Linked DNA regions of Mus musculus: region 1 is linked to region 2. A link is a contact called in ENCODE Hi-C or POLR2A ChIA-PET data. All regions are on one chromosome and are shown on one strand. The core of a region is the stretch at or near the end of the contact, and the rest is flanking DNA. Distances in the headings are between cores, read along the strand shown.

Region 1 (5,247 bases), core at 172-2,671, 37 kb before region 2:
ACATGGTGGAAGGGAAGAGAAAGGTCTCCCTAAAGTTGTCTTCTGACCTTCATGCCCATGCTGTGACACGCACAATCAAAATTAATATGCTTTGTTGAGCATGAAGACACAAACCTTTGACCCCAGCACTTGAGAGGCAAAGACAGATTGCTCTCTATGGCTTTGAAGCCAGTCTGGTCTACAAATGGAAACTTTGTCTCAAAAAAATAAACAAAAAAATTTCAAACATATATGAACATTAATTACCACACACGATTTTTAAGGGGACTCTGCCCAAGAGTGTATGTGAGGGGCACAAAGGGTAAGAGAGATGACACATCATCCAGAAATACCAGTTGCTGTCACCAGAGCTGTATGAAAGTCATCTTGAATGTGCCCTGCCTACTGCCCTACAAACTCAGCAACCAATCTCCTACCTCCTTGTGAGCAGCTGAGTTGGATTCCCAGAAGCGCTGCACTTTGCTGAAAGTGACATTTGTACAGTCAGACAAGCCACTCAGAAACGTGCCCGAGGACTTCTCGGTGAAAGCCACCTCTGGATCTTGGTCCATGGTCGTCTCAGGGGCTTGGCTTTTGCCCAGGCTCAGGGTCCCCGACTGCAGCTCATTATGCAACTTCACAGCATCAACAGTCAGGTCGCTCTTTCCTGAGAACCAGAGTAACAAGGTAATGGCCCCATTTCCACCCAAACTTCCTTTAGCTGAAGGAACAGAACCCCTAAGAAACAAACCAGAGGGTTTAGACCCCCCCAATCCCAGCGGCAGGATTCCAAACCAGGCTTGCCTGCACAGCCCTGTGTACGCTTGCAATTTTCAAGGCCAAGAGAAAGGAACCCCAGATCTGTTTCTGCTTCCCTGTACTAAAGGCACAGGGACATCCAGAGCCAGGGTCGTATACTGTACGGAGACACCCGAAGGCTGAAGATGTGGGTTAGTAGTTGAGTGTTTAGTTAGCGTGCACAAAGTCCTGGGTTCGCTCCCTGACACTCCCTCAACATATACATAAATCTAAAGGGGCATCCAAGGGTAGTGACGGCCGTGTCCCTGAGACCGCGGTATCCTAGACAAGTCATTTCCCTTCAGAGGACAATTTCCGCATCTGTCAAACTCGAGGGGCGGGCCTTCACAGTGAGCGCCAGGACTGACATTACAAAGTGGCAGGCCGAATGCCACAAGATGCCGCCCAAGGAGTCCCACGGCCCGGCTACCTGACGGGCGGCTGAAGAAGCGGCTCCGAGCGGCCTGGCGATGGCGGCAAGTGGCGGGGTTGCTGTCGCTGCTGTGGCCTTTCTTCCAGCGCTTCAACTTGGCCGAGACACCAGAGGGCAATTTCCCCGAGCGACCCATGTTGACCAAACGGTGGCTCGCACTCGCCCAGAGAACAAGCGTCCACACACGCCGAAAAGACAGCAGAAGCCACGGCAGAACCCACGTGTGTGTCCTCAGCCGGCTCCGCAGCCCCTTCCTCTGATGTCACTTCCTGTCTCCAATCTGTTACCATGGCAAAACCAATCAACATCCGTTCTGAGGCTTCCTATTTGCTTTGCGATCTTAACGCTGGGGAAGGAGTTCTGGTGTTTCGGATGCTGTGTGGGCTCCTGATGCACCGCCAAGATTCGTGGCCGTGAAGGAAAACCTTGTAAAACGGGAATTTCTTTGGAATTAAAAGACAAATTTATATTACTCTCAAAGAATCAGTTGTTCAGCCGGGCGTGGTGGCGCACACCTTTAATCCCAGCAGAGGCAGGTGGATTTCCGAGTACGAGGCCAGCCTGGTCTACAAAGTGAGTTCCAGGGCAGCCAGGGCTATACAGAGAAACCCTGCCTCGAAAAACAAACAAACAAACAAAAATCGGTTGTTCAAGCGGAGCGGTGGTGTCCGCACGCTTGTAATCCCGGCAAACTGGAAGACTGTCGTGAGTTTAAAGCCAGCCTAGTCTCCACACTGCGAGATGCAAAATCCTGTCTAAAAACAAAAATAACAAAATAAATACATCAGTAATCCCAGCGCCTAGGTAACAGACGTTGGTTGATCTCCGTAATTTCAAGGCCACACTGCTCTAAATATTGAAATAGTGAACTCCAAGACATTCAGGGCTACACAGTGAGAACCTGTCTCAAAAAACAGAAACAAACAAACAAAAAACCCTAATAAAGTTTAAAAAAGAAAACAATAATCAAAAACTATGGATGTATAACAAATGAAAACATCTTGGCCTCACGAGAGATAAAAGCAACAACTAGTGCCCACGACTTGCTTTGCAAATTGAAACCACAACGGAATAACGACAGAAAGGAGCAGTGGTGGTGCCCTGTTGCCAAGAACACAGCCCTGATGTCTCCATGTGCTGCTGTTGGTTGATATGGGCACTTTGGGAAACTAGTACTATTTTTAAAAGATGTATTTCTTAAGTTATGTGTACACCCGTGTGATGGTATGAATTCAGGTGCCTGTGGAGGCCGGAAGCATCAGACCCCCTGGAGCTGGAATTACGAGCAGTTATGAGCTGTCTGAGGGTGCTAGGAGAAACCTGTCTCAGGTCTTCTGCAAGAGCTGTGTGTGAGTACACTATCACTGTCTTCAGACACACCAGAAGAAGGCATCCGATCCCATTACAGATGGTTGTGAGCCACCATGTGGTTGCTGGGAATTGAACTCAGGACCTCTGGAAGAGCAGTCATTGCTCTTAACCACTGAGCCATCTCTCCAGCCCTAGCATGAACTCTTCACTGTTGTTAATTCATCTCTCCAGCCCCTGCTCCCTGTTTGTATTTTGAGGTCTCGTGTGACCTATGTTGGCCTTAAACTCACAGCAATTCTTCTGCCTCTGCTTCGTGAGTGATGGGATTGCAGGCATGAGCCCTAACATCTAGCTTGGTCTAGTAGTATCTAATAAAACATATGTCCACTCTACCCAGCAATTCATTCCTATATATACACCCAACAGAGACGATTACTTACTTGCTAAAAAAGAGATAGTTGAGAACTAGAAGTGACCAAACACCCATCAACAGAATAGGTCAGATTCACTGTGATATAATGATATGTAATGGAATATTTTATCATTTTTAAACAGCAGCTTCTGCATAGTATACACAGAGATCTGCTATGTGCGTGTATGATTCAAATTAAATGGAAGACTCCAGACATAAAAGAATGTAGCCAGGCAGTGGTGGCGCACGCCTTTAATCCCAGCACTGGGGATGCAGAGGCAGGTGGATTTCTGAGTTCAAGGCCAGCCTGGTCTACAGAGTGAGTTCCAGGACAGCCAGGGCTATACAGAGAAACCCTGTCTCAAAAAAACAAAAAAACAAAAAAAAATGTGTATTGTATGATTCTATTAATTAAAAAAACAAAAGGACCCCAGTATTGGAATCTGGTACCAGCTGAGAGTAAGCACAGTAGATGTAGTTATAGTCTAATATCTTAGGGGTTTACATAGATGTATTCACCAAGTAATGGTTGTGTATTATATACTTACCTGAATGTATCTTAAAAAATAGAGGGGCTGAAGAGATGGCTCAATGGCCCAGCATCATACTCTGGTTTGCTTCTTTTCTATTTATTTATTTATTTATTTATTTATTTATTTATTGCAGAGGGAAGGGATGGGATAATCAAGCCCTTGCCATGTAACACATTCTTCTTTTGGATTCATGGCAATCCTCCTGCCTCTGTGTATGTGAAGGGCTTGAATTACAGGTGTACACTTCAATGTTCGGCTCATATATATTTTACCCTCTATACAATACTAAACCCACTGAGCTATCATTTGGAGTCAATATGAAAATGGCTGTCCGTTAAGTGACTTTTCTCACTGCTGGGACAAAATGCCCAACAAAGCTATTTAAAGAAGGAAGAATTTGTTTTGGCTTACAGTTTGAGGGAACAGTCCATTGTGGTAAGGAAGACAAGGTGCTAGGTGTGTTGAGCACATTGTGCCTGCATTCAGGAAGCAGGGACAGACAGACAGACAGACAGACAGAGGCTGATGGTACTCGCTTTCTTCTTATCCAGTCTTAGCCCATTGAATGTTGCTGTCCACATATTCAGGGTGGGTGTGCCCCTTCAGTTAAACATTTCTGGAAATGGCATTAGGCACACCACACACACACACACACACACACACACACACACACACACACACACACACACACTACAACCAGAAATTTGTCTTCTAGGTGAGTATAAATCCTATCAAGTTAACAATTAAAATTAACATGGAAAATTCCAAAAAAACAGGTCACGGTACTTGGCATGAGCATAGAGTCACATTGTCACCACAAGAGGGAGCATTTCAAGCAACCTGGGCTATACCCATATGGAAAGGCTGAAATGTTGGCTAGAGTAGAATTTTGCAGGCCCACTCTTCTTGCTCTTTGGTGAACAACACAAACCTCCTCACCTCCAAACTGTGTGCACAAGAAGCACGCCTCTGCCCCTCACTGCAGGGATCACATCTTGGTGAAGTACCAACTTCCCTACCCGTGAATTCTATAACTGGCTTCCGTCAGGAAGATCTATCAAGTCCAGGATTCCTCACACCACATAAGCCACGAGACACCACCCATAGGATATCACTACTCTTAAACCGTTTGAACCAGGACTCCTGTCACCACTTGCTGTGTGACCTTGAGCAAGTCACTTTATTCTCTGTAATAGCTATTCTTGGCTGTCAACTTGACTACCTCTGGAATGAACTAAAACCCAAATGGTTAAAGCACACCTGTGAGGGATTTTCTTCTTAGAAAACAAATTAGAAGTGGGAAGATTCACTTCTAATCTAGATCTTTGTTTTGGTTTTGGTTTTGGTTTGGCTTTTGGGTTGTTTGGTTTGGGGGGTTTTATTTTGTTTTGCCTATTGTTTGTTTGTTTGTTTGTTTTCTGTATTTTTAAGGCAGGGTTTCCCTGCATAGTTCTGGCTGTTCTTGAACTCATTCTGTAGACCAGGCTGGCCTCGAACTCACAGAGCTCTGCCTGTTCTTGCCTTCTGAGTACTCGGATTAAAAATGTGCACCAGCACCACTGGGCCCCCATTGTGGATCCTTGAGGTTAGAAGACACGCCATTAATCCAGATCTTTTAAGAAGATCCAGCTTGGATCTTGGCCACGCCTTCTTCTGGCAGCCTATATAGAGGATGTGGACGGAGGAAGCTTGCTCCCTCTTCCCTGCTAGCCAGTCCAGTCCTTCACTGGCTTCAGAACCTACATCCTTGGGATTCTGGTGTAAACTGAAGACCAGCTGAG
Region 2 (5,472 bases), core at 2,242-4,741:
AAGGCAAAACCTTAGGGTCAGGAAGAGAAGCAGAGGCCATGGAGAAGTGCTGCTTACTGGCTCTCCTTGGCTTACCCAGCTAGCTTTCTTATACAATCCAAGATCATTAACCTAGTGGTGGCACTGCCCACAATGGCCTGGGCCATCCCATATCAAATGTCAATCAAGAAAATGTCCCATAGACAGGCCAAGCTGACAGAGGCCAATCCTCAACTGAGGCTCCCTCTTTCCAGGTTAACTCTAGTATGTGGCAAGTTGATCAGACCAGACACCATTGTTGAGTTGGTTTTCTCCTGGATTCATATTTACATGGGTCAGCAGGCTTGCATGGAAAGTGACTGACCAGATAAGCCACCTTACTGACTGACCCATGCTCTCCCCCACCCCTCCCCTTTTCCCCTTTGTTTAAGACAGGGTCTTACTATGTAGCCCCCCCCCCCCCCCCCCCGTATCAGCACTAGCCATGTACACCAGGTCGGCCTTGAACCACAGAGATACGCCCGCTTCTGCCTCTTGAGTGGTGGCATTAAAGGCACATGCTGCCCAGTCTGTCTTCTCTCTTTGGGACACAGATCTACCACGCAGCCCGGCTCCCCTTTGAGATCCCCCACCTCTCAAGCACCATCTGAGGAGTGTGCACCTATGCCTGCAAAACTTTCTGTGATGTCATTTCCTGGGGCTGGACAGATGGCTCAGCAGTTACAGAGCACTGGCTGCCCTGGTAGAGGGTCTGGATTCAATTCCTAGCAGGCACACGAGGGCCTATAGTCATCTGCGCCTTCAGTCCCAGGGGGTGCCACACCCTTCCCTAGGCTTTGTGGCACCAGGCATGCATATGACGCAGACAAGGTGACTATTCACACGCGATAAAACAAAACAAAATAAAGAATCATTTGCTAGACCCAAGGGTGTACTTCAGAGGAGTCCATCACTTTCCCACACCCCCCAAACAAAAGTCCTATGCCAGCCAATATGGCAGTCACTAACCACGATTTGCTACTGATTACTTAAAATGTGAAGAGCGTTGGGACTGTGGGGTACAGGGTCTCACTCTGTAGCCTATTCTGGTCTTGAACTACTGTCCAATAACTCTGTTCAGCTTCCAGATACTGAGACCACAGATAGGATGAATCGTATCTATATTGTAGCCTGGCTAAAAATAAAATTTTCATTTTTCTTTTCTTTTGAGACAGGGTTTCTCTAGGAAGCCCTGGCTGTTCTGAAACCACTCAGTAGACCAGGCTGGCCTCACGTATCTACCTGCCTCTGCCTTCTAAGTACTGGGATTAAAGGCCTGAGTCAACACATCCAAATAAACTTCAACAGCCCTATATAGCCAGGCGACTACTGAATTCAGCAGCCGACCATGGCAGCTATAGCACAGTGACTAGGACCCGCTCACCTTACAGGTGACGACAGCTCCCACATCTGGAAGCAACTGGGACTCTGTTTCTCTCATCACTGACACCACGGGAACCTGTGGAGAAAATAGAAAGGTCAGTGTAGTGGCTAAGTAAGCCTTGGTTTGAGAAAGCAGCCTGTAGATTAGTTTTTAGCCTATAGCAGAGGACATCAGTCATTTTAGGAAATAGAGGATCAGAAGCCATTAGAATTAGGTGGCCAGGTTTAATATAGCCTTTCTGATTAGTTGTAAATTACTGAAGATTCTCTTGGAATTTCCTGGTACAAATCCTTTTGCTTATAATTATGAATATCCTGACTCTTCCAAGCTATACTTTTTTTTTTTTTTTTTACACTTCATAAGTCAGATCTTGCAATTAAATGCTACAGAATGGCAACTCTTGTTTTAGTCCAATGGCAGCTGGCAAGTACCATCTTACCTCTCTTGCTTGGTGCGGTTTCCTCACCTTACTAAGTCCCTCCCATGTCAGTGTCCGTCTAACCCATTCTCTACAGGAGGATCACATTCTTTGCTCTCCTCCACCTCTACTTATATTCAGATGACTAAATCCTGTCACTGTCTAGAATGCACAGAGCCTGTTACATGTTCTTATTGTACCGCACAATTCTTTTGTACATTTGCTCATGATTTCTGTCCGCCTCCTCAGTAAGAAAAGCTGTGTATTGGGCTCGTGACTCTATCCCCAGTAGCAAATAAGGGCAGCCCTGAGCAGGTCACATTGAAAGTGCTCAAGAGACATCGATGCAGTGACTAAACACACAGGCTGAGGCTGACTTTATCTCCAGAACCAACAGACTGGAATCTGTTTTTACAAATAAGCTCAACACAAAGAGAGATGTTTAGGTCTAGCCAGTTCCTAAAGAGTTTTTATTTTTTCGGGAGATTGGATCTGTGGTCCCAGGGTCAGCATACTACGTAAGCTCTGTACTGATGAGCCACAAGTCTAAGGTTTTAGTTTTTATTTATTTTTTATCGTCTTACATGTATCAACGATTGCTTTTATCTGTGCCTGTTAGAAGCTGGGGATACGCTGGTGTACCACCAATCGTGGCTCCACTTAAATGTCTAGTTGGGCAAGAATCTAGTGATCAAGAGTAACATTTAAATAAGTGCCCTGGAGGGAGATTCTTGGGCATATCGATCCTTCTGCCACCAAACCCACTTTTTTTTAGTCAGAAGGTCCAGAAGGGCTTCTCTGGGAAAAAAAAAAAACAACTAAAAAAACCGATTAAATAAAGGGGTTGAGCAGGAGTGTGTTCCAGATAGACGACACGTGAATTGCACAGGCTTCGCGACAAGAGCGAGCTTAGTGCACTAAGACACTGGAAATCGCCAGCATTACTACATTGATGTCAGTGACGTGGGACACATGAAAGCGGAGGGGTAGTCGAGATGTACCACGTGAGGAAGCTCTCGGCTGGCTGGGCTACTCTTACATTTGCGTGCTTTTCCCTCCACTTCCTTCTGTGTGCATCCACAGAACTTAAGTCAGATTAACCTAACGGGTGTGCGGCCGGTGTGCTTCAGCACAGCGCAGAGATCACAGCCGGGAGACCAAAGCGTTCTGCGGCTGAGCCACCAAAGACGCGTCCGCCCGCTCTGCCTGTGCCCAAGGACCGGAACTCAACGGCACCCGGAGAGGGAACGCGCGCTGGGTAGCCGCTTCCTTTACCGCGCCATTCTCGCTGGTCTTCATCAGGCAGCCAGCCAGCGACGAAAAGATGTAGCCATGCCGGGTGTAGGTGCCGCTGCCGGGGCTGCCTTCCTCCAAGTTACACAGACGTTCGCCTGCAGAAGACAAGCTGCCTCAGCCACGGGCTCCCAGAAGCTGGTTGCCACACAGCCTGGAACTGCGTGCGGAGACCGCTCACTTACCGGGGATGCAGTACCTCACCGGTGGTGCCATGCTTGCCACCATCCACAACCCGGATGAGAACCAAGACGACTTCTCATTGGTCAGCTAGAGGAGCGGCCTCGCAGTTACACGAGTACCAATTGGCGCCTTCGACCGCACGGGGTGTAAGAGCGAGGTCTGACTCCATTTCCCAGGCTGCCCCGGGACAGATCTCTGGGCGTGCCTTTGCGGGCTCCGGGCCTCGCGCCTGCGCAGCTGGGTGGTGATGGGCGGGCGGCGGGTCCCGGTCCGCTGGCTAGCGCTGTGGGCTGAGGGCCATGGTGGGTCAGCCTTAGCTCGGCCCGGCCTGGGTCCTGAGCTGGAAGGGGAGGCAGTGGGTGGCGGACAGGGAGACTGGGCCTAATCTGGCTGATTGAGAAGCTGGCAGGAGGCAGGTAAGAGTAAAGGCGCGGTTCTTGCTTCCCATCCGAGTCCCGGTGTCCAGGCCTTTAAGTTAAGTTCCTGATCTCTCTACGACCTGCCCTGCGTGGATGCGTCCTCCTAGGTCCGAACGCATTTTCAGCCCCAACTCGCCCATTTCATGAGTTTGAAGACTCAGATCCAGGTTTGCTTTGTACAACAAAGTGTCGAAGTTGGTTCGAGACAGCCCAAGCTTAAGCCGATTTTTTTTTTTTTTTTGGACCTGAGCCCATCATAGATGGACCCTGCTGCACCTGGAGACACAACCTTTTTCTAGTTTTGTAGAACGACAGTTTCTTCTCTTGCAGGCAGATACTCTATAGAGTGTGAGCTCCTTAACTATGAATGAGCAGCTTGACGTTAGCATAGCATTCCTTTTGCTTTTTTTTCCCTTTTAGCATGTTAGCCGGGAAAGAAGCCTTCATTAATAGAATATTGTGCTTTATTGATATCTGACATCAGCTTGAGGTGGCAAAGGTTCCGGGAGCAGCAGCTTTTTCCGGATGAAATTTGCCATGACTTTGATCTCACTTTCATCTATTGGCTCTGGAGTTTATTGCTCTCTCCCCTTCCCTCCCTGTCAGCCAGGCTTCTTTGAGATACAGATGGTGATTTAGGGGAGTGCTCTTGCCTGCTAATCTCTAATCTGGTGGCAGATGGCCACTGTGGCCTGTGGGTCCTACTGAGAGGTGGCAGTACTTGGAGTGTGGAGAAATTATGCTGGCTTTATTCCTCCTCCGTGCATTCAGGTCATTCGTGCCTTCCCGCCACATTTAGATGTAAATACGACTTTGCTTTTTCTCTGTTTCCTGAGGGAAAACTTTTTCACTTGTGGCCCATTTAATACGTCTTTTTCTAGCCTCGTCATTATCCTGATATCCCATTAGGCTGAGGGGAGAGGGTCCTGGTCTCACTCTGTTCACTCAGAGTTGATAGGCACCACAAGCTTTCCATTTTACGGGTTTGATTTCCGGTTTGATTTGTCCTCTAGGTTATTGATCTCTAGAGCTATGATTCTAATACTGGTTTTATTTCTTTGTTAATCAGAAAGGATGAGCGCAGCAAATACTTGGGTGTTATCACATTGGTGAGAGTGTCTTTGCTGGCTCCTGTACAGCTGCCAGCCTTTCCTGTTCTGCATCTCTCCAGGTCATTCATTCAACAAGTATTTATTGAATACTTCTACAAGCCAGGTATTAAGATGTTTATAAGCATTTGATTTAAACCTTGGGCATATGTGTGTATATGTATGTATGTATGTACACGCATACATTTGTATGTATAAGAATTTAAGGTTTAGAGAAGAAGGTTCCAGGACTACTTATGGAAAGATTTGAACCCTAAATAGGGTATACATAGATGAGAATTGGTCAATCGAGCCTTAAAGTAGGCATTTCACACAGAACTCAAGGATGGAGAAGGTGATTGACAGTCGGATTCTTTATAAAGATACATTCTCGTGTATCTCATGCTGGTCTCAGACTGGCTGTGAAGCCAAGGATCATTTTTATCTAATCCGCTTGTCTCCAGATGTACACACATGCCCAGTTTTGAGGATCTTTATTTATTTTTTTTTAGGTGGGATAACACACTATGTTTTAGATAGAACTGATTGTCCTGGAAACTCACTCTGTAGACCAGGCTGGCCTCTGCCTCTGAATGCTGATATTAAAGGCGTGTGCCTCAATCTTTCTTTTTTTTTTTTTTTTTCTAAGATTTATTTATTATTATATGT

The links. Hi-C counts contacts between places; a loop is a spot of excess contacts on that map. ChIA-PET counts read pairs that join two places held with the same protein, here RNA polymerase II (POLR2A).
Region 1: a map of heart shows a loop between it and region 2 (6-fold over the local background). The contact joins the promoter of Rrp12 here to the promoter of Zdhhc16 in region 2. A Hi-C loop is called at or near these places in 4 of 37 maps with a recorded cell type or tissue (adrenal gland and heart). POLR2A ChIA-PET finds 5 or more read pairs at or near these places in 3 of 5 experiments (Patski and embryonic stem cell).

Annotation. Positions count from the first base shown.
Region 1 is chr19:41,894,732-41,899,978 of GRCm38, forward strand. It overlaps Rrp12 (ribosomal RNA processing 12 homolog (S. cerevisiae)), which reads right to left and starts at 1,422. Exons shown (of 34, transcript NM_199447.2): 1 at 1,208-1,422; 2 at 417-646. The coding sequence starts at 1,346.
Region 2 is chr19:41,929,954-41,935,425 of GRCm38, forward strand. It overlaps Zdhhc16 (zinc finger, DHHC domain containing 16), which reads left to right and starts at 3,492. Exons shown (of 11, transcript NM_023740.3): 1 at 3,492-3,712; 2 at 4,785-4,930. It overlaps Exosc1 (exosome component 1), which reads right to left and starts at 3,361. Exons shown (of 8, transcript NM_025644.4): 1 at 3,299-3,361; 2 at 3,096-3,211; 3 at 1,403-1,477. The coding sequence starts at 3,329.